Regions from separate parts of the Homo sapiens genome. Here all the other regions are linked to region 1. Evidence: chromatin loops called from intact Hi-C (ENCODE). Cell type or tissue: K562. All regions are shown on one strand.

Evidence for each region. Hi-C counts contacts between places; a loop is a spot of excess contacts. Peaks named below come from ENCODE experiments on the same cell type or tissue, not always from the same donor. Only the 100,000 strongest peaks of a DNase experiment are listed, where the experiment ranks them.
Region 2: a loop joins it to region 1, with 6 times the contacts of the local background. A loop is called at or near these places in 31 of 110 quality-filtered maps.
Region 3: a loop joins it to region 1, with 9 times the contacts of the local background. A loop is called at or near these places in 93 of 110 quality-filtered maps.

Annotation. Positions count from the first base shown.
Region 1 is chr1:83,927,256-83,935,255 of GRCh38, reverse strand. It overlaps TTLL7 (tubulin tyrosine ligase like 7), which reads left to right. Exons shown (of 21, transcript NM_024686.6): 9 at 1,490-1,648; 10 at 6,026-6,120. Among named protein-coding and RNA genes, the nearest start is that of TTLL7-IT1, 53 kb to the left of the region's middle. In K562, a CTCF peak has its summit at 3,401 (motif pointing left); DNase peaks (open chromatin) are centred at 2,795 and 3,355.
Region 2 is chr1:84,768,720-84,776,719 of GRCh38, reverse strand. No RefSeq gene overlaps it. Among named protein-coding and RNA genes, the nearest start is that of SSX2IP, 82 kb to the right of the region's middle. RefSeq lists an enhancer at 1,361-1,860. In K562, CTCF peaks have their summits at 4,192 (motif pointing right) and 4,786; a DNase peak (open chromatin) is centred at 4,169; H3K27me3 peaks cover 993 bases.
Region 3 is chr1:84,118,335-84,126,334 of GRCh38, reverse strand. It overlaps a transcript of PRKACB not described here. Among named protein-coding and RNA genes, the nearest start is that of PRKACB, 22 kb to the left of the region's middle. RefSeq lists an enhancer at 3,271-3,420. In K562, a CTCF peak has its summit at 3,352 (motif pointing right); a DNase peak (open chromatin) is centred at 3,334.

The sequences.
Region 1 (8,000 bases):
TCAAAGTTTTAACTTTTTCTGCTCTCAAGTGGTTTCAGTAATATTGGTGAAGATTTATATAAAGTGGCTTTTTGTCTTTTATTTTATATGCTATGGTGCTGTCATGAATTTGTTAACCTTGAACAAAATTTTTTGAAAACAGCCTCTCATGGGACATCTGATACTTATTCCCAAATATAAACTGGATTGTGGTTCTGGGTAACAGTGAGGTTAACTTCTGTCTTCCCTTTTATCACCCATAGAATAAATATTGTTCCACCAGGTAGTGGAATATTTGAGTCTAACCTGATATATAAGGTGGAATTCTAGAGGAATGATAGAGTAACAGTAACAATAATAGTACTCTGGGCTCTATGCTAAGAGTCTTACATGGAATCTCATTTTTTTCTTACATTAACCTTTTGCAGATTATATTTAGGAAAAATGAGACACACAAAGTTTAAGCAACATGACTGAGGTTGCACAGCTAACAAGTTACAAAGCCAGGAAGAAACATAAGAAGCCTATTTTAGAGCCAGGTTCTTAACTGTCTTTTTCTATTGCCTATACCTGTAGAGAGGGAGTTAAAATGACAGTGTCTTCTGAGCAAAAATAAATGAGACAGCTTTTCTCCTACAGCTTATTCTGAAACTTCAGTAAAACAACTTTTTAAAAATTAGGGTTAATAACTCACCCTAGTAGTATTATGTGTTTTCTCTCAGAAAATATTGAGAGCCAGTCTTTTAATTGGTAACAGTCTTCTCAGATAAAACTTATACACTACAAAATCATCACTGAATAAAGAAACTCAACTCTCAAGATTTTGTCTTCCAGCCCTTTCAGCCTTTATCTAAGTGGAGTTTCTCTACTGGTGTTTGTGAAATAATTTACTCTCCTTGGAATTTTTCCTTCCTGTCACCCTCATCTCTTCTGGATGGGGCTAGCGTATGCTCCTACCTTACTTGTTTTTAACATATAGAAACCACATTTATCAGCTTTGTTTTACTTGTTTACAAAGTAGTAGATTTACTTGAATATCTACTAAATGCCAGCTACTATTGTAGGCACTGGGAATGGTGTTATAAATAAGTCAGACAAGGACCCTTCTCTAATGTAAAAAGAAAAATATCAGCTTGTTATATGCTGTGTGTAGTGGTGCAGTAAGAAATGAAGGGTGGCTGCTTTTAACTTGAGGGTTAGGAAGGCCTCTCTGAATGTCTAAGAGCCAGACTTGGGAATATAGGGGAAAGATTATTCCACAAGAGGGAACAGCTAACTCAAAGGACTTAAGATAGGAAGAAGTGTCACTTACTTGAGGAACCCAAAGCAAGTGTGAGGAGTGCAGTGGGCAGGGGTAAGAGTGAAGAATGAAGTCAGAGCAGTGGCAGGGGCTAGATGCCACAGAGCTTTGTAAACTTGGCCAGGCTGCCAGTTTGTGGGCCCCGGTTATATTTGCACATATGAAATGAGATACAAAGGCATTTTCACTTCTTTTATCACAATCTTATAGGAATTGGTGGTAAAGACCCTGATTGTAGCAGAACCTCATGTCCTGCATGCCTATCGAATGTGTAGACCTGGTCAACCTCCAGGAAGCGAAAGTGTCTGCTTTGAAGTCCTGGGATTTGATATTTTGTTGGATAGAAAACTAAAGCCATGGCTTCTGGAGGTAAGGCATTCTTTAAGAAAAAAGAAGAGTTATCACTGTCCTTACGTATTAAAATAAATGCTTTAAAAATGTGTACTTAACACAGTTGTCCCATTAACTGTCCAGAATGAAGGCTGAATGGAATAAGTGGGAAGAAGAGGATAAAAATTCAGGGACTAGAACAGTTCTAAGAATGAATCACAGTGTTTGATATTACTTTTCCCAAATTAGCATCAGCTGAGTTTCTAGGCCAGGTATTTGGGATTGAAGTGTGGAGGTGCTTTTACTGTTTTGTTGCTTACTTGCTCTACTATTTTCTCAGCCTCCTGGCTTCTACCACATCATGAGTTCTGGATAGTGTCTCTCCTCTCTGTGAGTGCCTGGGCTTCAGGATCTTGCCTTCAGTGTGTCTCCCCTTCAGACTCTCCGAGAGGCTCCAATTGGTTCATTAATCAGTATTCAGTATTCGATACCCCAGGTGGTAAATTTCTCCTTTAAGGCCATGTTATATACCTGGGGCTTCCCTCAGGGAGACTGTCAACTGTATGCCTTCAGGTTTGCTGCCAGTCCCTGGTAGGGTGAGAGTTACCATTATTTTTCTTGGATGATAAAAGGTCATGTAACACATACAGAATAGTAAAAAGGAGAAAGTAAAAATTATCTCTGTTGACAATTTTTATATTTTTTCCTGCTAGTTATATTTATATTACCCAGAAGAAACCTTAGAAGTCACGTGGTCCAGAAGATCCCATCCAGCAGTTCCCTTTAAGCTCCTTGATCTGGGTTTACACACCTTCTCGTGGCCGCTTAAATATCATGTTTTGGAAACGTAATCAGGAACATACAGCTGTAGAAGATGTAGTCAACCACTACCTTTCATTTTAAATCAAGTATCTCTCTTTTTGTTAGTGATTTATAAGTTAGAAGTTGTGTGTGTAATATCAAGGTTTGCATAAGCAAATTAAATGAGTGGTAGGTGAGATGATACTAAAAATACATTTCAAAGAAATGACACTTTTCTAATTTGAGGGCCAAAGATTGTGTGTGTGTGTGTGTGTGCGCGCGCCTATGTGTGGTCACATCTACTTTAAACAGTAACATGTATTGTGTCTCCAAGGAAATGCAGTTCTCTCTGTTGGATGTTCATATTTTGCTCCAGCCTGGGTCTTAGAGATAAGATAAATGTGAGGAAGTTTTACTTATCCTTTGCTTCCTCCGTTCCTTGGATATGAAAACACTTGACTATGCACTATGGACCCTTCATCTTGCTAAGGCCTGAAGTTTTCTTTAGATTTCTTACTTTTTCTGCAGCAGTCCTTTCCTGTTCTTAGCTATATTGTCTTCTGCCCCTGTTACTTTTCTTTTGTCATTGATGGAGTGGGGAAAAAGTGAAGGCACATGCATAAGGAGGATAGTAGGAAATAATGACTTTATAGATATCTTAGTTACCTTTTTAGAAGAAACATTTGCTTCACTAGAGCTTTCCATTAGCTTGCTAAATCAGAATTGACTGAATGGTTGAATTCTGGATTTTAAAAGATTCAAAATAACCATTGTTTGCATGAATGTTTCTTCATTCTTTACTCTTTCCTTCGTTGTTTCTAGATCAATCAGAACCATTAAAACACTCCACAATAACCAAGAGCTGTGAATAATGAACATTTGTTATATTAAAACAGTTAAAAGAATCTTCAATCTTGCCTTGTGTTTTGCTCCCTGCTGATATTTTGGTGGGGCTAATATACATTGTTAAAAACCTTTTGGCGCCATCAAGTGGAATAAGGTAGAAGGTGCTTCTGGGTATGTGATAACTTTTAGTTAACCAGAATAATTTCAGGGACTGATTGCTAGTGGCAGAATTGCACAAATTTTCATAAGTAGAAAACATTTTTTTAGGAAAAACATGGAACTTTGGTGGAGTATGAAGATACCACCAATAGTTTTAAGTACTCTTAAATTAAACAGGAACCTACTAAGTTATAGTCATTGTGTTAGGTGGTGGGAATATAAGAAGACAGAATACTTGCCCTGGTGTAGCCATTATTCAGATGTGCATTTTATGGTAATAGTTATAAGTACTAGTAGGTAAAAGGGAAATGACAAAAACAATAGCATGATTAATATCTCTGTGTACCTGTGTGTATCGGAGAGTTAAAAAGAATCTTTACAGAAGAAACACCTGAGCAAAGATTGTAGGGCTACAGAAGGTTGGGGTAGGGGCTGGGGGCTGAGAGAGATAAAGTAGGGGTGGGGAAAGGCTGTGGTGCAGAGGGAACAGCACTAACTTAGGAGCACAGAAGCTATTATGGATACTTTAATTTGTGGAAAAAGTGATTGTTTTGATAAAACTTTTTAGGACAGTTGAAAATAGTGTTTACTAATATATATTTTATAATAATTTTCATTTCTTAATGCATTTACAAGCTGTTGAATTTTGAGACTTTAACATCTATGTTTTGTCTGTTTTAGAATTGGGGTAGGAAATGAGAACCAAATAAATCATCTCATTATAGAGGAGAATTTTGGCTGGGTGGAACACTAATTTTTAGTTTCTTCTGTCAGCCATTTGTGGTTTTTCTTTTATTTTTTTTCTTTACCTTTCTCATAAAACTTAAAAAAAAAAAAACAAGAACAACCCTGAATGAAAACCTAAATTGAAAAAGGTTTCCTGCCTTTCCACATATTATTAATAGTTTATCTTGTGTGGGTATACCTCTTCATAGACCAATTTATCTTATAGTAGAGGGAAAAATTTGAAATAGGTAAGGAGAGAGAGAGAGATTGAGATCTGAGATGGCTTTATACCAAGACCTCAGTACCATCCTGGAGGAGGGATATGCCTGGCACAATTCCACACTGAAATTTGGAATGGAAACTCTGAGGAATTCTACAAAGACAGATAACATGCCAATGGACCACTGACTCATCAGTTCTTTAATGTCTGGTTTAGTTTATAACCATGTCACATATAGTGGCAACACTGTCATTAGTTGTATTATAAACTCCAGAAATTTGAATCAGTATGGTTGAAACTTTTCTCCCATAAAATATATTACTTTACCCTTTCTTTGCACTTGCAAAGGGAAATGCTTAGAGCTTTCGTAATAGATTAATAAACTCCCTTTCTCAAATTGACCTATAATAAATGGATGTTATTGCCGTTTTCAAGCTATTTCCTTCTCCTTGAGACTATATCACAAATAAAGGAATGTGTCCACCACCTTTTAAATCAGAAATCAACAAAGGAATCAAAATACAACATGGCATATCTCTATAAAAGGAGTACCATGCATCCATCAAAATGATGGCATGATGAAAGATTTTCATGATACATTATTAAGAGAAAAGCTTGGAATGTAAAATAAAGTATGGTTAGTATAGACATGCATTTGGAAGGTAAAATGAATATTTTAAATATGTATACATAGAAAATATCTGGAATACTATCTACCAAACGGTTAACACGACACTAAGTGTTAAGTAGTGGGATTACAGGTATCTTTTGTTATTTGTTTTCCTTAGTTTTACTTATTTTTCTGCGGTGAACCTGTGACACATTTCTAATTAAAGATGTTGTATTCCTGGGTAATTTCTTGATTATAATGTGATATTTCTTCAGGTGCAAGTTGTGGAATGAATGCTTTCAATTGTTTTGTCTCTTGTGGTGACAGATGTGTATAACTGTGACTAGTAGCATATATACATATGTTTGAGATAGCCTAAGGGATTAGTTGGTGGTCAAGAAGCTAAGCTGTTGTGTTGAACTCAGCAGTGTTCTAACCAACCGATTTAACTGATTAAGAAATTTTCTTAAACATCAGCTATTCCAGTTATATTTTTATAACAATGACAATAGTAACAAGACTCAACAAAGACAAAAACAAACACTCCAGCTCTTTTATTTTTCATCTTAATGAATTCCTGAAGATCTGAGGCAGTGAAAAGGGAGCACTGATAGTTTCCATATTTTAAATATATAGATGTATATAATTATTATTGTGTTGATATAATTATTACTGTGTTGGTAACATGATGAATATCACTATTTCCTTTTTGTTAGGCTAAATCACTTTTAACTTTCCTAAACTTAAAAAACCTAAATTGCATGGGGTAGTGGAGAGAGTGGAATGGAGGGAGAGGCCAGCCTATACTGACAGTAAAGCTCCTAAACTAAGGCAGCCTTGGGAAGGAGATGGTGCTAATAGTCAATCCCTTGCAATTTGTTGACCTAGGGTGATGCAGAATGGAGATGTGGCAATAACAACTGGGCCATCTGCCATGTAAAGCTTTGAGGTTTAATGTAGAGTTGTTCTACTGGCTAGAGATCCCACATTGGATTAACAAATATGTATTGAATATTTATTTACCTTCCAATATTGTCTTCTTTGTAAATTTCAGATTAACCGAGCCCCAAGCTTTGGAACTGATCAGAAAATAGACTATGATGTAAAAAGGGGAGTGCTGCTAAATGCGTTGAAGCTACTAAACATAAGGTAAAATACTCTCTCTATCTTTTGGACATTTATCTCCACATTTGACATAGATTAATCATTTGTACATAAAATTGGCTTTTCAGAATAGTATATTTATTTTTATATTTTATAATTTTCATTTCTTGATTCCATCCATTTTGTATTTTTCATTTCTTGGTTCCATCCATTTTGTATTTTTCATTTCTTGATTCCATCTATTCTTTAAACTCATATAGTTAAAAAAAAAAATCTGTCCCCCCTACTCCTGTATACTGCTTTTCCTGCTTCCCAGGCAACAGTCTGTACCTGCAGTAAATGAGGTTAAATTTCAATGTAGGTATAATTATTTAATATAGAGTACAAGATTAAATTGGTAAATACTTTAAGAGACCCTCTAGATTATCTTCCTCATCTTATAAGAAGAAACTAAAGCACAAAGAGTTCATTCAGGAAATTAAAAAAAAAACTCAAACATGGATTTCCTAACTTTCTCTCCAGAGGTCTTCCCATTACATCATGCTCCCCATGTAAATAAAAAAGAGAGGCAGTTGTTTAGTGAGAGTTAACTTTTCCATTTAGAGAGGCAAGTAAAATTTGAGAAAAAACTTGGCTGGTAGGGATGTAGGGCTGGTTGCAGTGTACATGATCATGGGATTCAAATATTTGAAATGCTGTTATGTGGGAAAAGCTTTTGGCTCATTACAAAATGAATTTTTTAGATGTTTGACTGAAACACTTCCTGAAATAGTGAGTTACCTGTCATTAGAAATTTTCCAACAGAGCTTAGAGTATTGGATTAAAGGGCCTCTGAGGTGATTTAAGCTCAGTGATTTTATGATTTCAATTTATTTAATTGTCATTCAAGAGTTCTAGCAGAGTTATGGTATGCTTCCAAGCAATTTTTAAATTTAAGATGTTTCCAAACAATATGCCTATACATGTTTTTTGCATGAAAGTTTACTATTATTATTTAAATAAGCCTTGTGTTTAGTTTTTTTGTTGTGTGTGCATGTCTTTTGACGTTGCCATTTATGGTATCAATTCAGGACATTATCTGTGGGTGTTCTGGTGTTTTTAAAAGTGAGGTATGTATAGTTTAAGCAGTCAGAAATTTCTAGACTTAAAACTAAGGGAAAGTAGAAATTCATTTTCTTTATCTTTCTTAGTGTTGTTCCACAGAGAATTTAGCACAGTTCTTAACATTTAGAGCATATGCTAATGAGGCTTATGCTTCAGAAGTGCCTTCTTCCTCCAGCTGGGTGGAGAGCTCCATGGGTGCATGTGTTAGACTTGAGTTTCACTGGGCACATCACAGTATCTTAAGCAGGAACTAAGAACACTGGGAAAATTCTTGTCTATTTATTAAATAGAATTAATTTTCTTATGGAGTGCTTTAATTTTGGACAGAACGAATTGTTCTGTGAATCTAGAAATCCCCTACTTAACATTAATTTTAATCAGACTATTGGGAATGATCTTACTTTCATTATGTTATCTTTCTGCTCAAGAACCTAAATAGAATTCTGTTTACCAACATGTAGCCTAAGCTTCTAATATAACTTAACCTTAGCTGTTCTATCTTATTTCCTGTTTCTCTCCAACCCAAACTGTTTTAGTTAGGCTGATTGCCTCATTATTTTTCCCACATAGCTTGCCCATTCTCACTGATTATTTATTCTGTTCTCTACTCTGAATGCCTTTCCTTATTGCTTGTGACTCAAATCCCATCTTTTATTATGAAGTCTTCCTTTTGACCAAAATGAATCTTTCCTTTCTTGGAGCTCTAGAAGGAACTTTTGTCTGCATAGTATATGGCTTATCACTTTGTTTACTCTCTTATCCTCTGTGGTGTTTTACCTGGGCACAGCTGGTTTTTCTTTTCAATTAGATTTAAGCTCCTT
Region 2 (8,000 bases), 840 kb before region 1:
GGATGGAAGGTTTCTTCTTTTTCTTTTATTCTCCTTTTTTTCTCCACAACTTGGAATGTTTCCTAGATAAACATAGCTCTTATTGAAGCAAACCTCTATTTGGGGTTTCCTGGGCAGGGTTGTGCCCCAGAAGGAGTGGCCTCTGTCCAGGCAGTTATACCCTCCCATGCACAAATATAGCTCCCATTGTGGACAAGTAAGATACTGACAATCTCTTGTCCTACCCATCTCCTTGGAGCTTGGATGACTTGACCCACCCCCCAGATGCTGGTCCAACCAGATGGGCAGGCAGACAACACAATGCCTGGCATGCAGATCCAAGAGTACACATAAGAGCTGCGTGTACTTTACCCCCCAAAACAACTCCAGATGTTAGGTGTTGGGAGGATTCGCTGGCCCCTCACCCTGAGTTCAACTCACTGCCCATCTAGGAAATGACTTATTCTTACTCTGTGCTCCCATGGAGCCTAATACTTAAGTCTACCATAGCACCTGCATCATTTTGTACTTTTCTTTTCATATCTGAAGGCCCCATGAGGATCCACAGGAGACGCTGAGCCTGGCACTGGGCCAGGAATATAGTAGATGCTGAATAAATGCTTGTTGAATGAATGAACATTCATATATTTGTCTGAGGACCTTCCTCCTGAGGGTGGCAAGGAGTTACACACAGGAAACGGCCTGTGCATTGTCAATAAAATGCAGAGAACTGCGTGATGGATCCGAACATGAAATATGGCCAGATGGGTAAAGAAGCTTGACATGACAGCTTGGGTCAGGAATCCTTACAAAACTTACCTTATCCAATCCCAAAGGCCAGGATGCCTTGAGTAGTTGGGATTCAGCTTAGTCTAAACAATGGAATGTGCTCTCTTCTCTTGCAGGGTCCTTCGTGGAGTTCTTGGAGACAGGAACTTAGTCCCTGGTCTCAGCTGGTTTATAGCAAATTCCCATTTGACAGTGATTTAAGGCCCCTCAGGACCCAAATCATGTTCAGTTTCTAACCTCTTGGCAATAATCATGGTGTGGGAATACACACAGCTCATGTGCTGCAGACATCCGGCCTCTTGGGGTTTCCTTACTAGAGGAATGTGTGGTGATGGCCGCAAAGAAGGGAGCAACCTCCCAGAAGAAAGCCCAGGCACCTTGGAGTGTGAGTAACTACTGGGCTTTTTTTTTTTATTATTATCAGACATCTTGGTGCATCAGAACCAGGACCTGTAAAGGGTGATACTTCGTTAGCTCAAAGAGCCAGGTGGGAGCAGGGTGGACCCTGTGTGTGAACCAAGCATTTCTCCCGCTGAGAGGTGGCGCTATGGAGAGGATGGAAAGGGCTTGCCCTGAGGCACTGACTGGAAGGTGAACCGTGCTCCTCCGCTGCTCTGGGAATTGGCTTTGGTCATTCCTCACTCCTGAGTTGCCTGCCAGCCAAGGGAGGTGCATGTGTTGGGGGAGAAATCCCATCATCATCAACAGCCAGGCCCAGGCCTTTCCTGTGGAGGGTGTATAGCCTGCAGAGCTTAAGGAATTCCTCCCTAGCAGCAAGTCAACCACACCCCCTTTACCTGGGATTTTGGCAGCGTGGATGCTTTTTAAAAGGGCAGATTTTATTTCATTGCAAACAAAAGAGGCATTCAGGCTCCAGGGCACTCTCCTCCCTGGCAGCATCCTCCCAGGCCTGGTGAGAGCGCTCCCTGCAGACCCTCAGGGCAGGCCACACTGCCTCTCAGATGAAGGAGAGGAAGATGGATGGACCGCCACGGGCAAGCCTTCTCTGTGGGAACATAAAGCCCAGCATCTGCTTGGGGCAGAAGCCCCGGGGTGCCCCATGAGAAAGCCGTCAGGGCCCTTGGTGTGCAGTCAGGCAAGCTGATGGGCTGGGCAGCCGCTGCCAGTTAGGGAACACAGAATGCTCCTTCACAGTACAGCGAGTCCATCTGGGCAGGAGCCCTCCACAGCCGGCCTCTCTGGGAATGTGTCTTTGCCATTTGGAAGGCCAAGAGCCATCATCGTTCATTCAGACGCCTCCTGTGAGGCCAAGGAGGCTGGTCCATTGTTCCTGCCTCCCCATTCCCTCTGTCCTCCCACCCACAGCCTGGGGTGCACCTCTCCTCCTCACAGCTGCTGCCTGTGAGTTGTGCAAGGCAGACCTCTTAGAAGTCTCGCTTGGAACTGCCTAGAAGGAGATAGGCATGTTTTAATGGGAATGTAGGCATTTGGTGTGTTTACTGATGTTTCCTGGACAATCTCTTGTCAAAGGTTGAGCCTTTCTGTGTCTCAGAAAGGGAAAAACACATGTGTGGGTTTACACATTGCTGAGAGAGCAGGCAGAAAGCTGCTGCCAGACCATCAGTTTCATCCTCATCATCGGAAAGTATCTTCTAAGCACCTGATTGCCCATCACACCAAATAAAGAGGAAGTCTTGTGTGGGAGGCCACTGAATTGGAAGGGAGGAGGTGTGGATTCCTATCCCTGCTCTGCTTCTAAGCAGCTCTGTGCCTTTTCACTCGGCATGGCTTCCCTTGCTCCAATTCCACAGTGCTATCCCAGATACAGCCCTTCCCCTCTGCATTCCCCAGCCCCTGCCCACAGCAGACATGGCTAATCAATCATGTTCCCATGGCGCCTTACAGCATGGCCTCAGAGACATTAACACAGAGCTCCCGACAGCCACTGCTCACTGATTTGAAGGGCCCTCAAGATTAAACCTGTTTGCTATCACTTCCCTAAAGGAATTTATCACCTGGGAATGAAATTCTATACCAAAAACAGTCCAGGTCACTGGAAAACAAAAGGTTACAAATCAAGAAAGCAATAAGCCCACCTGAACAATCTGGACTGACCAGGTAAGTCATACTTTGGCAAAGACAGATATCCTCGCTTAATCATTTTACTGGGACAGATCCAAGGTTAGAGAAAGTGAAACATACCCTAAATCAGAAATGCCCTTTCTTTCACATATGGAGTTCTGGGAGGGAAGGTACCTTACTCCTGCCCTCTTCGCTTCCTAGATGGGGAGAGGGAGGCCTCAGTGGTTGTGACTTCCCAGGCCCCTCAGTTTGGTGGTGACCTTGTCAAACAAGAGTCCAGGATTTTTGGTCCCCAGCCCAGTGCTCCTTCTACCCACTGACACCCATTGTCTTGCTAGGCAAGGAAAAAACTCCACACTGCTATTTAAAGCACAGGCAATTAATGGTTTTCAATAGTGTTTGTGATGAAAATTAATGAACTATGAGCCAAAGGCCCCTCATTGAGATCATAAAAACAAATGACTAAACCCTGCGTGATTGGACAAGGGAGTCAGAGTTCCTTCATGTTATTGTAACTCCACCACTCCCTTTGGTTATGTGGGGAGTCACCGAACCTGTTTTCAAACCTTGGTTTTCTTGCCCGTACAATGGGCACCAACAGTGCTGCCTGTACTTGCCTCGCCAGGACATAGAAGCCAAAAGCAAACGACATGGAACTTCCAGATCCAGATTAACAGCAGTCACCATGAGCGGAGTGACATGATGTCTGCTATTAGGTAGTCAGCTGCAATTCTGGAATCACCGGCAACATTTGACAAATCCCAGGATATGTTGGGTAAGTGCTCCACAGCTCAGATGATTCCAACTCTAAGGGTCATGCAGGCTTCAGAAGTAGTTTTTATTTAGATAGGAGTGTCAGGGGAGGAACCTAGAAAGACCTTCCGTCGGATGAAGGATTTCTCCAAATCAGCAGTACACCTAAGGGGTCCCCTGCCTCTTTTTGCTTCAGGTATCTGGAGGAGGGTTCTGACAGCAGGGCTGAGGCCCAGGATGACAGTGCTGCATGCCTGCCTAATGACTGTTAACCAGGGAGCAGCTGAAAGCGTTAAGGATCAGTGTGTAACAGATCAGCATACAGAGAGAGTACCCCAAACACATCTCTTCTGGGTGGTATTTATCAGGGCACCTTGCTGGGTGTTCTTGACATCAGGAACCTGGCTTTGTAACCACATGCCCACCGCACTAAGGCCTTTGCCATAAGGAGTGGCAGTGTGTTCACACAGCATATCTTTCTAGGACATGTATTAAACATGTGTTCCTCCCAGGTCTGGCAGTTTGCCACAGTCCTGCAAAGGGCTGAAATGGCTTTGTTCTCTTGTTCCAGTTGAGGCGGGACCTGAACGCAGAAGGGAGAAAAAGGCCTCTGAGTCCACCACTAGGTGGCGCAAGAGCTCTACCGGTGAGACTGACTGGTCCAAGGACCTCTCAGGGAAATTCTGCAAAGGAATTTGAAGCTTCCAAAAATTTCAAAGCAGAATAGGGCCTTAGAGGTCATCTAATCCAACCGTATCATTTTAAGCCAGGAAAGTAGAGCTCAGAGAGATGAAAGATCTTGCCTGGCATAAACAACTGGTTAAGTGCAAAACTCTAGTACTCCAGCCAGGACTAGAAACCAGTCTCCTCCTCCCAGTCAATCTCATTCCATCCAGCCACCAGGTTTTCCCCTCTTTAGGCATATTTGTCTTGGATTCTTAACTGCATTTGATGCAGGAGTTGGGTTTGGTGTTGAGAGTTAAACACAGAAAGGGAGTGAAGTTGCCAGGACTACTTCCCAGCAGTGTGGACAGGGCCTCTTAGATGATACACGGGCGTGGGCCACAAGGTGGCCTCTTAGATGATATGGGGCCTCTTAGATGATACAGGGTGTGTGGCCCTGCCCATCTGGGCTTAGTCTCTGGGGATGCTGTTGTCCTGCCCTGAGATTTACTTGGTCAGATCATGAGGGTCAAAAATGTTTGGGGATCCAGCCAGGAAATCTTGATTCCAGCTCCACTCTGCCCACCACTGGCCAAATGCAAGTTGCTCATGTCCCTAGGCCTTGGTTCCTTGGTTTACTAAAGCAACAGGCAAAGAGAGAGTGAACCCCACCATCAAGTTTCCAGCCAAAGGCCATGGGGATCCAGAAAGTGAACCTGCAGTTATTTTTGTTCTATTTCATATTTCTATATTCATTATTATTTTATATATGTTCTACCATGTTCCATAAAGGAATTAAGTACAACTGAACTCTACAGAAATTTCATAGATACCAAGAAATGTCTGAGGATAATGATGATTCTTTCAACAAAATCTATCTAAAAATATTTATCGGATGCCAAGTTTGTTTTTATAGACAAGTCTACTTTATCGGACACTCCATCAACCAGAAATCACATTTATCTGGCACATCTGCACGTTTTCTGCCAAGTAGTAATTCATATTTATAATAAATGAGGCATTTACGCTAGTGGAGAGGTTAAGAGTACAGAATCTGCCCTGGTTTGAGCTTTTTGTCTGCCAGTTCTGAGCTGTGTAATGTTGGGCAATCGGGTACCCTCACTAATCTCCACACTTTTCATCCTCAAACTGAAATTTATTTTGATTCCAAATTACCTTATAATGATAAATAATGCCACATAGAACCTAGGTCTTATTTTCTAATATATTCTTCAACAGAAGAAACCAGGGCTTTTTTGGATAAGGACTGAGACAGGAAATATCCAAGACGAGCCTGGAGACTGTGGTGGTACCAGAAAGTAAGGAAGTACCCCAAAAAGGTTGATGGCATCTTGGACAAGCATGGGAACTTACCTGAAAGAGTGGCCAGAATGGGAACAATTTATGCAGCAAAATAAATAACCATAGCATTGGATTATAATTTATAGAGTAAAATTAATATCTATGAATCAATAATTGTATAAATAAACAATATAATAAAATAGAGAAAAGACAAATCTTCCTTTCTGAAGAATTACAACTAAAAAGGAATGCAAATCGTATAAAATCACCTTTAGAGTACCATAAGCAAGATCCACAGATGGATGCTAATATTAGTGGGCAGAAGTTTGAAGGGAAATAGAATATTTGAATAGCCTCAAAGTATCTCTCCTAAGACACTTACTAATTATAAAGGGAAAAAGTAATGACTTAACAGTGGGAAAACCAGCAGGCAGCACCTTAACCCACTGCTCAGGGTCAACATCACCATAATAAGACATATTGCCCTCATGTACGCCTGCCACGATGAGCTGAGTGCATCACTTTCATGGCATTCCTGCCAAAAATGCATGATCTCAATCTAATCATGAGAAAACATCAGACAAACCCAATGTAAGAGACATTCTACAAAAATACCTAGCAATACTCTTCAAGAAAAGTGTCAATGTCATGAAAGACTAGGAAAGACTGAGGATGTCACAGATTGGAGAAGACAGGAGATATCACAGGAAAATGCAGTGTGGGATCCTGGATTAGACCTTGGGGGAGAAAAAGACATTAGTTTTCCTGGAAGAGGGGATAGCAAGAGAAAAAGACATTAGTTTTCCTGGAAGAGGGGATAGCAAGAGAAAAAGACCATGGAGTCCGCCAAGATGTGGACCCTTCAGCCTCTGGCAGGAGGGAGCCCAGATCAGCCAGCCTCCGCTACCCCCAGGCTGCATGAAGATTATCACTTTTAACATATGCCACAATGGGAAAGAAGTTGAACAGCACCAAGGTTGAGAACCAGACGACAGAAAACTATCCACTCCCCCTCCTGCTTCCATCTTGCAGATTGGCAAAGGGCCAAGAGTAGCCTCTGAAATTAGTGACTCCAACCAGGCTAGAGCTGGTGAGTTCTGGGCATAGCTCACATCTTGTGGGCTCCAATTTTTCAGAGATGGCTGAAATACAGGATAATAGGGAAAACTCTAGAATAAAACATATCAAGGCTTAAATTTCACTGTCAGCTGTGATCTTGGACAACTTACTTAATCTCTCTGATCTTTGGTTTCCTCACCTATAAAATGGGGATTAACCTCATAGAGATGTTGGTTGGAAGGATTAAACAAGGCACAATAAAGGCTCAATTAACAGGTTGTTTGCCTCTTTCTGCATTAGCATCTTTGATGGTGTTGGCAGATTAACAGCAGGCGACCCTGGAGGCATTAGACTTCTGTTTAAGTTAAGACTACAGCCTCATTGGGTGGAGTTGCTCAGTCTGTCTGGTTGAAGAGCATCACTAGCCACAAATGGCCAATCCATACAGAGAATAAATAATAAACATTAAAAACAAAACACTGATTTAAGGAAGAACTCAAACCCAAACAGATCTAAAGTCACAACTTAGATGGGTCTTGGTGGTGAAACAGGGCAAGCAGAGTAAAGCTGGGGTGAGGCACGTGCCTGTTGTTTCGATGGAATATTTATTCTCCCAGGCTTCCTTAATAATGAGCTACAGTTATGCATGGTGACACCACAACCAGCTTCCCTTGCATGTAGTTCCCATAGACTAAATTTGGGCCAATGAAATATAAATGGATGTTGCTGAGTGGGACTTCCAGGAAGACTCTTGAAAGAGGGAAAAATAGTTGAAATATGATCTTTTTCTCTTCTTTCCCCTCCCTCTGTTTTTTTGCTCCCTATCTGTAAAGCAGGTTTAATGACTGGAGTTATTGTAGCCATATTTGAGACTGAGGCTGGTTTGAGGATGGAAATCATATGCCAAAAGAGCGAGATCGAAGCACTTGAGTTCCTGATGACACTGTGGAACTGCCAAATCTATGCAATCTACCTCCACACTATATACTTATTGCACATTTTTTTTCAGTCTGTTATTAGCAGCCAATAGAGATTCCTAACTGATACAGGAGTATGGAAAGATATGACAGAGTGAATTTTGATGACTGATGCTGATCATCCCAGTGTAAATCTCTTTATCTTGAACTGTAAAATTTCTATGCATAAGGAAGAAAGAAACCTTGGAGGTAAGAATGGACTGAAAACATACACACATACACATACACACATACACACACACACAAATACACACATACACACACCCACACACACACACAAATACACACACACATACATATACACACATACACATATACACACACTCACACACACATACATGCATACACACACATACACAGACACATACACACACACACACACACACACACCCCATGGCTCATTTGCAAAGATGAGGGATATCAGGCTATACAGGA
Region 3 (8,000 bases), 190 kb before region 1:
AGAGCCACTTCTACTGCTCAGTAAAATCCTCCACATTCACCACCCTTCAATTCATTCATATGACCTTATTCTTCCTGGATGCCAGACAAGTACTCGGGTACCAAGAGGGCGGGTGCAAAAGGCTGTCACCCTGACCCTCCACTGATCTGTTAAACACTTAAGTTGTCTGTGGATGGCAAAGCTAAATGAGCACACTGTAACACATGCCCTCTAGGACTCCGGAGGTCACAGGTTCCCCTCCCCTCCCCCCCACCCCCCAGGAAGCTTCCACTGGACTGCACAGGATTCTACTCCTGCGGATGCCCAGAAGCACTTGTCCCAGTCCCTGTACCCACTCACCTGCATGCTCCCCGTCCCGTGAGGGGATGAGAGCTGCGAGCTGAGTAAACAAGTCAATCCCTTTGTGAGTCCCGCGAAGGGGTCAAGGGAACTATCCCATTTCTGAAGGAAGGGGCTGGAGGGGTGTTGTAATAAAAAATTCTATTGGACATATTAAATTTGAGATGCTTACTAGACATACAAATGGAGATTTCAAAAAGATAGCTGAATATGAGTCTGAAACACATCACTGCCTTCTAAATTTTATTTTAATCATATGCATATCTGTTAACAACTAGTTTATACTTCTGGTTGTATTAGGGAAGAAAGATGGTTTAAATTTTCTTTAACTATTAAGTAGATCCTCCTCTTAATTGTGACTGAGTCTTGAAATGCATACCAAAGGTCGTAGGCTCTCTGTACTTCCTCTTCTTTCTAAACTCCCGATGGATTTCTGATAAGCAGAATGCTCCCCCTATTAATTCCATCTACTGCCTGGAAACTGTGGATATGTTTCAATATATGCCTAACTGGACTCTGCGGATGTAATTAAGGCTACTAATTAGTGACTAAATAGATTCCTCTGGATTACTTAGGTGGGCCCGATCTAAAAAAATTTGCTCTTGAAAGCAGAGAACCTTGTCCAGCTAGGAGCAGAAGAGAGCCATGGCAACATGTCATGAAATTTCACGTGTGAGAATGATCAGCACACCATTACTGGCTCTGAGATATTACAGCCTATGTAGAAGCACCAGAGAGAGGGCTCTAAGAGCTAAGGGAGCCCCCTAGATGACAGTCAACCAAGAAACAGAGACCCTAGTCCTATAACCATAAGGTACTGGATTCTGCCAGAAGTATGGATCAGCTTGGAAGTAAATTCTTCCCCAGAAACTCCAGATAAGAGCCTGCCAGAATTCTGACCTACAGAACAGTGAGATAATAAATGGGTGTTATTTTAAGCCACTATTTAAGCCACTATTTAGTTATAGCAATAATAGAAAATTAACACAAGACTTAAATGTAATAAGGTGATGGGGATGAGGAAAGTGGGATTCTATTTCCAGAGTACTAAAATGTATGAAATATGGACATGTGAAACTCCTAGTCATGGTTGATGTGGGCACTGTCTCCCTTTAACACTTAGAGCCCTTCGTGTTGATGAGAAAATTTCATTGATCTACTAACGCCCTAGCCAAGACTATAGCCAGGTAGTCCCATAACTAAATCTCCAGATGGGCTTTCTAAATACCTGAAATGTGAAGATGAAACTTCTTCCCTCAACCACCACTACCACCACAGAAATGGTGCAGGGCATGGGATAGTCACTCCTTTCACTCACATGAGAACCCTCAAGAGCACTGATAGGGCAAACTGCGAACCTCAGGCATTTGACTGCTAGTGTAGTTGCCTGACTCCACAGCATAAAGAGGTGAAGGTAGGGGGCTATAGGCTCAGACAGCAACATTACAAATGTCCAGTTTTAAAAAACACATATTTCCCCTTCACCCATAATTACTACGATAGAAACCCAATTTTCACCATTCAGATAATAACCTGAAAACCTCACTCTTCAGATAATGTGTGTAAAAGCATTCTGGATATGAAAGGCTGTAAAGTTATACTAATACAAAATGTAAGAAACTTCAGGTAAACCAGTAGTCAAAAATCATGCATAGAAGTTCCATTTATGTAAGACGACTTTCTCCTAGCTAATTCCTACTTGTTAATCAAAGTGTAGTTCAATGTTATTTCTTCTCTTCTAGTTCCTAAAATATATTAACACCCACGTTACTGTACTGACCACATTGTAGTAATTGCATGTTTATACTTCTTTTTGTGAGTTTCTCATATCATTTCTTACCAGAATCTAACACACTGATGATCACACAGTATACACTCAATAAATGTTTTTAAATTGATTAATTTCTTCAAGATACCATAGCTTTTTTATGAGATAGCTTTAGGTATCTAAAAGATGAGTCACAGACAGAAATAAAGGCCCTTTATTAGGCCCCAATATATCACATATATTTCTACACTACTTTAGGGAGCTATGCATTTCCAGTCTTCAATTTCTCTCTTTTAATTTAATATTATTGAGTGTAAAAATGTTAAGAAAATACAAAGCTTACTGCCTAGAATATTTTGGAATCCATTTATATTAGACTATGTAACATATTCTAAATGTTGTAAGATTGACTATAACAATGCTAACTTATTATATGTCAGATATCATTCTAAGTGTTTCACATGAAGTAAATAAAGCATTTATTCCTCACAACAATCTACCTTTATATTGGATATTATTATCCCATTTTCCAGAGTGACAAAGAGGTTAAGTGTGCTGCAAAAGGTCACAAATTGCAACATTTTATAGCGTTCTACTTTATTTTCTCTATCCCTCTCCAAAAAGTTTATCAAACCAATTTTAAATGAATTACATTTCCAAAAGTTTTAAGCCTTCCCAAATTCTTTTTTTTAATAAATGGCAATATATAGAAGTGTCACAAAACTAGAGGTTTAAATTACTAAGATTTTGTTAGTACTTTGTTGTTGTACATATGGTTTCTCCTTTTATTTTAGAACTCTAGTAAGTGATTACTGAACCCATTAGTTTCTCTATAAGGAATTGGTGCTGATTTCAGTAACTTTCATTTCTATATCACTCTCCAAGTAACTTTCTTATGATGATTCTGATAAATAGCTTACCATGTTGATACAGTTTTAATTATCAAGTAATATCTGAAGAAACTTTAGTATTGCAGAAAAGTCAAAATTAACTACAACTCCATACCCTGGGAGAAACAATCTCATACATCACTATGTGGTATTCTATTCCAATAAATTCTAACACATTTTAGAACTATGAAATAAAGGTGAGCCTGAGGCACTAGAACTACATTATTGCTTAAACTGACCCTGTTTTAAATCACCCAGGCCCCAAATATATGGTCTGCTGCCAACCATGGCAGAACGGTTAGATGACACTTACCTCACAATATTATAAGCTACGGAGTCAGCCAGAAGGTGGCAGAATGGGGCCATTTAGGCTTCACATACATACCAGAAAAATCTTTTATTGTCATTACCTTAAATTTTAGCAATATAAGATAAACACAAGTTTAGGTTATTATACAAATAAAAGTGTAATGTACCAGAAATATGCAATAACATTATTTTATTTATACAAATCAAACTATAAAATTCTCACATAAACTACCATATCAGAAACTAATATCCATTTTCCCTCTCATAAATCTATTTATACAACCCATGAAAAAATTAAGTCTTCCAAAGATCCCCCATATAATTCCAAAACGTCCTTTTAATTCACTAACAATTTAATGGAAAAATACTAGTAAACGTCACATTACATTTAATTTGGTAAGTTCAATCATAATTACTATATAATGGCAAGGTAAAATCTTTTATAAAATCTCATATAACTTTTAAGAAAACAGTTGTTCTTATATTGAGCTGGTTTAATGCAATTTAGACACTATGACTTAATATATGGCAGATTAGCCATATGATTCTTCTATTACATTTGACTGTTTACAATGGATCTGTTTATCTCTGCATTCCTGGTACCTATCACAGGACTTAGAACACATAAACCCTCAACTGAGAAACATTTGCTCAATTGAGTATAAGATTTCAAAGAGAAAACTGAAGGCCAAAAGCAATTAAGCAGACAGCTAAAACACCAATTTGTCTTAACATGGTTATTTTTATTTTTCTATCAGGTGACCAGCCTTCCCAAATGAAAAATAAAACCACCCACAGAAACTAGATTTTAAAGCCAGATCTGCCAACATTAGCCAATTTACATCAGAGGGAGAGGCTGAAGAGTGCTGGAGAGAATTGTTTTGGAGCAGTTATGAGGTATGCAACACATTCAGGGCAGGAGGTCACCCTTACCTCAAATCAACTGAGGGGCTTCAAGGAAACCACTCAGAGACTTAACATGTACCCTATCTGCTAGGATTTATAAGAGTTAGGGACTGTTTTGGGGGGACTCACCAAATGTACAAAATGTAAAGGTACTAAATGGTAGATAAAACCACCTCTGCTCAGTGGCAGAGTGAAAAGAATTATGTTGAGAGGGGGCTCAACTTGGAATAGCAGGGAAAATACATTTATGTCCTATAGACCCCAGAAAAGAGAGTGTGTGCAAGGGAATCATAAATTGCCAGCCAGAGGAGAGGGCTTCTCTCACAAAGAGAACTGAAATCTGAGGGCCACAGCAGGTTTACTGTGAAGCTAACAGAGATTAAATTTCAGGACCTCTCAAGTGCAGGCAACCCTTCTAATACCCTGGGAGAGATTCTAGCATTGTGTTCACAAGGACACATGCTTTTGTAAGACTTGCAAAAGTAAGATATTTTAATAGCAATTGGTTGAGATTGCTGTCTCTTTTCTCTCCAACTTCCCCTTCTTCACACTTTCCATTATGTCAGGTGCTAATGGAGTGGCACCAGGCATTTTAGAGATCTGAATAAGGGAAAGTTTAGGGGTAATGTACAGTTTTAGCTACGATTGGCAAGAAGTTTGGGGATTTTTCAATTAAAAAGTTAAAAATGACAGACTTGTGATTTGAATGTGTACATATATATGTATATGAATATATATGTATAATACATGAATGTATATGAGGAGTACCTCCTTTTTCATCTTCAAATTTATGTATTAAAAAAACAAGATAAATTTAGAAGAAACATAATGAAATATGAAAGAGATTATAAAGAGGAGACATAAAATCAATAAAAATGTTCCTATATAGAAAAGTGAATTCAAGTTATTTTTTGTAACAAATACACTAAATCATGAAAAAAGGAAAAATTCCAAATAAAAATAATGAATAGGCATGTTGTTTCATAATGTAATTAATCAAGAGAATATGAACATGTTAGAAAAGATGTTTAAGTCTCTTGGCAATTGACACAAAATAGTAACAATAACAAAGATACATAAAACTCGTGATAGCTAGTACAAGAACATTAAAGACAAACTATTAGTGATTATTGTTACTTCAAAAATTACCTAAGATCAAGATTTGAAAAGTCTTGAAATCTTGTAGCTCATACACAAAAGAAACTTCTCAGGGACCATTACCTGGTGTTTCTTCAACCATAAAAAACAAGTATCTGGGAACCAGAAGGTGGAGGTGGGAGTGGTAGATATCACCACCCTATTTCACTGAATCTATGACTATCAATTATAAAAATCACCATTATATCATGTACCACTAAGAAAAAAAAGAAAAATGTACAGCAATTAAACTATGAGATACTTTGTCAGTTATAAATTTTTTCCCTATTAAGAGAGAACTATTTTTGATTTATTTAGACATAACTTTTTAATATCACTCTTGTAAACATATGAAGTGAAAAAAATTTTAAACTTGTTAAGAAATTCCTAAAATGCTTTCATATTCATAGTCTGACTCTTCCAGACTATTTTTTGATGCACAGTCATTATTGTGTGTTTTTACACAATTATTGTTCTTTATATCAAAAATATTGATACAGTATTTTTTGAGGCGCTCTACTACCATCTCCTATATTTTCTTCCAACCTGCTGATACGCATTTTCATGTTTGTGCATGTATAGACAATAACAAGCACATCACAAGAATTGCCTGACTGATGTCATCATTTTAGGAAGCATCCTAATTTCGAATACACTAAAATGTGAGACAAAAGTATGTATGTCAAAATTAATGAACTATAGTATGATAAGTTACCCATTTGAAAATTTTCTACTTCTTGTCTCTGTAACTTTGGACTCTTTAACAGTTGAGACATTTTAATACCCTTGGAAGTACTCTTCAAGAAATATGAATTTAGAAGTACTCTTCAAGTATGGGGAGTACCTGTAACAATTAATCCCTTGAACCAGAAGTTTAGAGTGCCAGCTGGGCATTCTGGTCACATTTCACTGAAAAATACAGGCCGAAAAGGAAAGTTACTTCTGTTTGAGTGATTAATCCTGGTTATTACTGAGACATAAAGTTGTGTTATAGATGGAGGTGGGGTACTTTCTTGTAATTTGCATATTGAGTATAAAAACAGAGAAGACTTCAGTATTCCAATATAGGAAACACTACCAAGGTCTCAATGATTCAAGAATGATGGTCTAAACTACTACCCTGAAAAAGAATCCCTTCTACACTTATATGCTGCAGTGGGAAATTTATAGCAACTTTCAAACAGAACAAGGACTATAGCAGCTACTCATAAATGCCACCTTGCTATGCTATATGTGTGCCTATGTATGTGTGTACATATAAACACATCAATTTCCTTCTTGCCTTTCCCCAGGAATTTTACATAAGGCGTGGTCATTAACTTTATAATTTAGTACTAGGGCTGTGGAAAGTCAAGGTGATATTATGGCTAAATGATATGAGTGAATATCATCTAGAAATTGATATACGGGCTGATGGATTTTTAGATCTCTCTTTTTGGGTAGAAGTTGAGTGTTTTCATTTATATGAAGGACAGTAGCATTAAGTTAGCTGTAGAATAGTGTAATTGCCATTCTTTGAAAGCATCAGTAGAAGGGTATAAATAGGTGATGAACAGCCAAAAGAGTGGACCATGCTGGATATTGTAAATTGGTTCATTCAATGTCCCTTCCATTCTCCTTCTTTAATAGTTGGACAGGTTGGAAAGCTATAAAATATATTTCCTGGACTCCTTGTTCTTAAAGTTTTGGATAAAAATAAAGTTCTCCCCACTAGATGCTCTTCTATGATATTTGAATATGTATTTCTGATGACAAGCATGGTCATGGAAATAAGGTTTCTCAGAAGTATTTCAGTCACTTCCAGCTCCAGCTTCTGAACAATGAAAAAAATCATATTCATACTGTAAGACAGAGAAAGACATGGCAGAGGCAGAGAGACAAACACAGAAAGAGGGAGAAAAATATATAAATCTAATGACATCATTTGAGGTCCTGGATACTGCAATGCCTAAATGCTGTTTCACCACTTGAACTTTGAAGTTACCTTAAAAAATTATTTCCTTTCTGTTTCAATCAGTTTGAATAGGGTCTCTGCTTCTTGCAACTGAAACTCATTAAATATATATTCCAAAAACAAGAGTATTTCTTAGATTATCCTACTTTTGATACATATGTCAACTACTTTTGGTATATAAACTCATCTCTAAGAGCTGCTAGGTAACAACAGAAATGACTTCCCACCTTCCTCAACTGAAGAAGTAAATATTATTATAAGTGATCCTTAAGTCCCCTCTGTTTCCAAGCAGAGTCCTAGGTTTTCCTACTGTAGTCACTGATGCTGTGTTTCAAAGGTCAGTGTCCTTGGTGGGGAGCTGTTATTTCACTCTTTCTGCTGTTCTCAGGTCTGCAATGCCATTTTCCAGGCTTTCTTCTTCACTTTAAGCTTTATATTAGGTAACCAAAGAGAATGATGGCTGTTTTATATTTGTTTCTTAGATTTTTTCTTTTGTCACTCTTATTCCCAGCACCCAGAAATACTATTATTGATATTTTGGAATATTTGCTTCAAGTCCATATTTCTGTCTGTAATGTTAAAATGTATACATTTTGAATATATTATCTATTATCTATTTAGAAAATTACAAATAATGGGATTTTGGTACAAGATGGCTGACTAGAGATGTGAGACACCTGCTCTCTCCAGAAAGAAG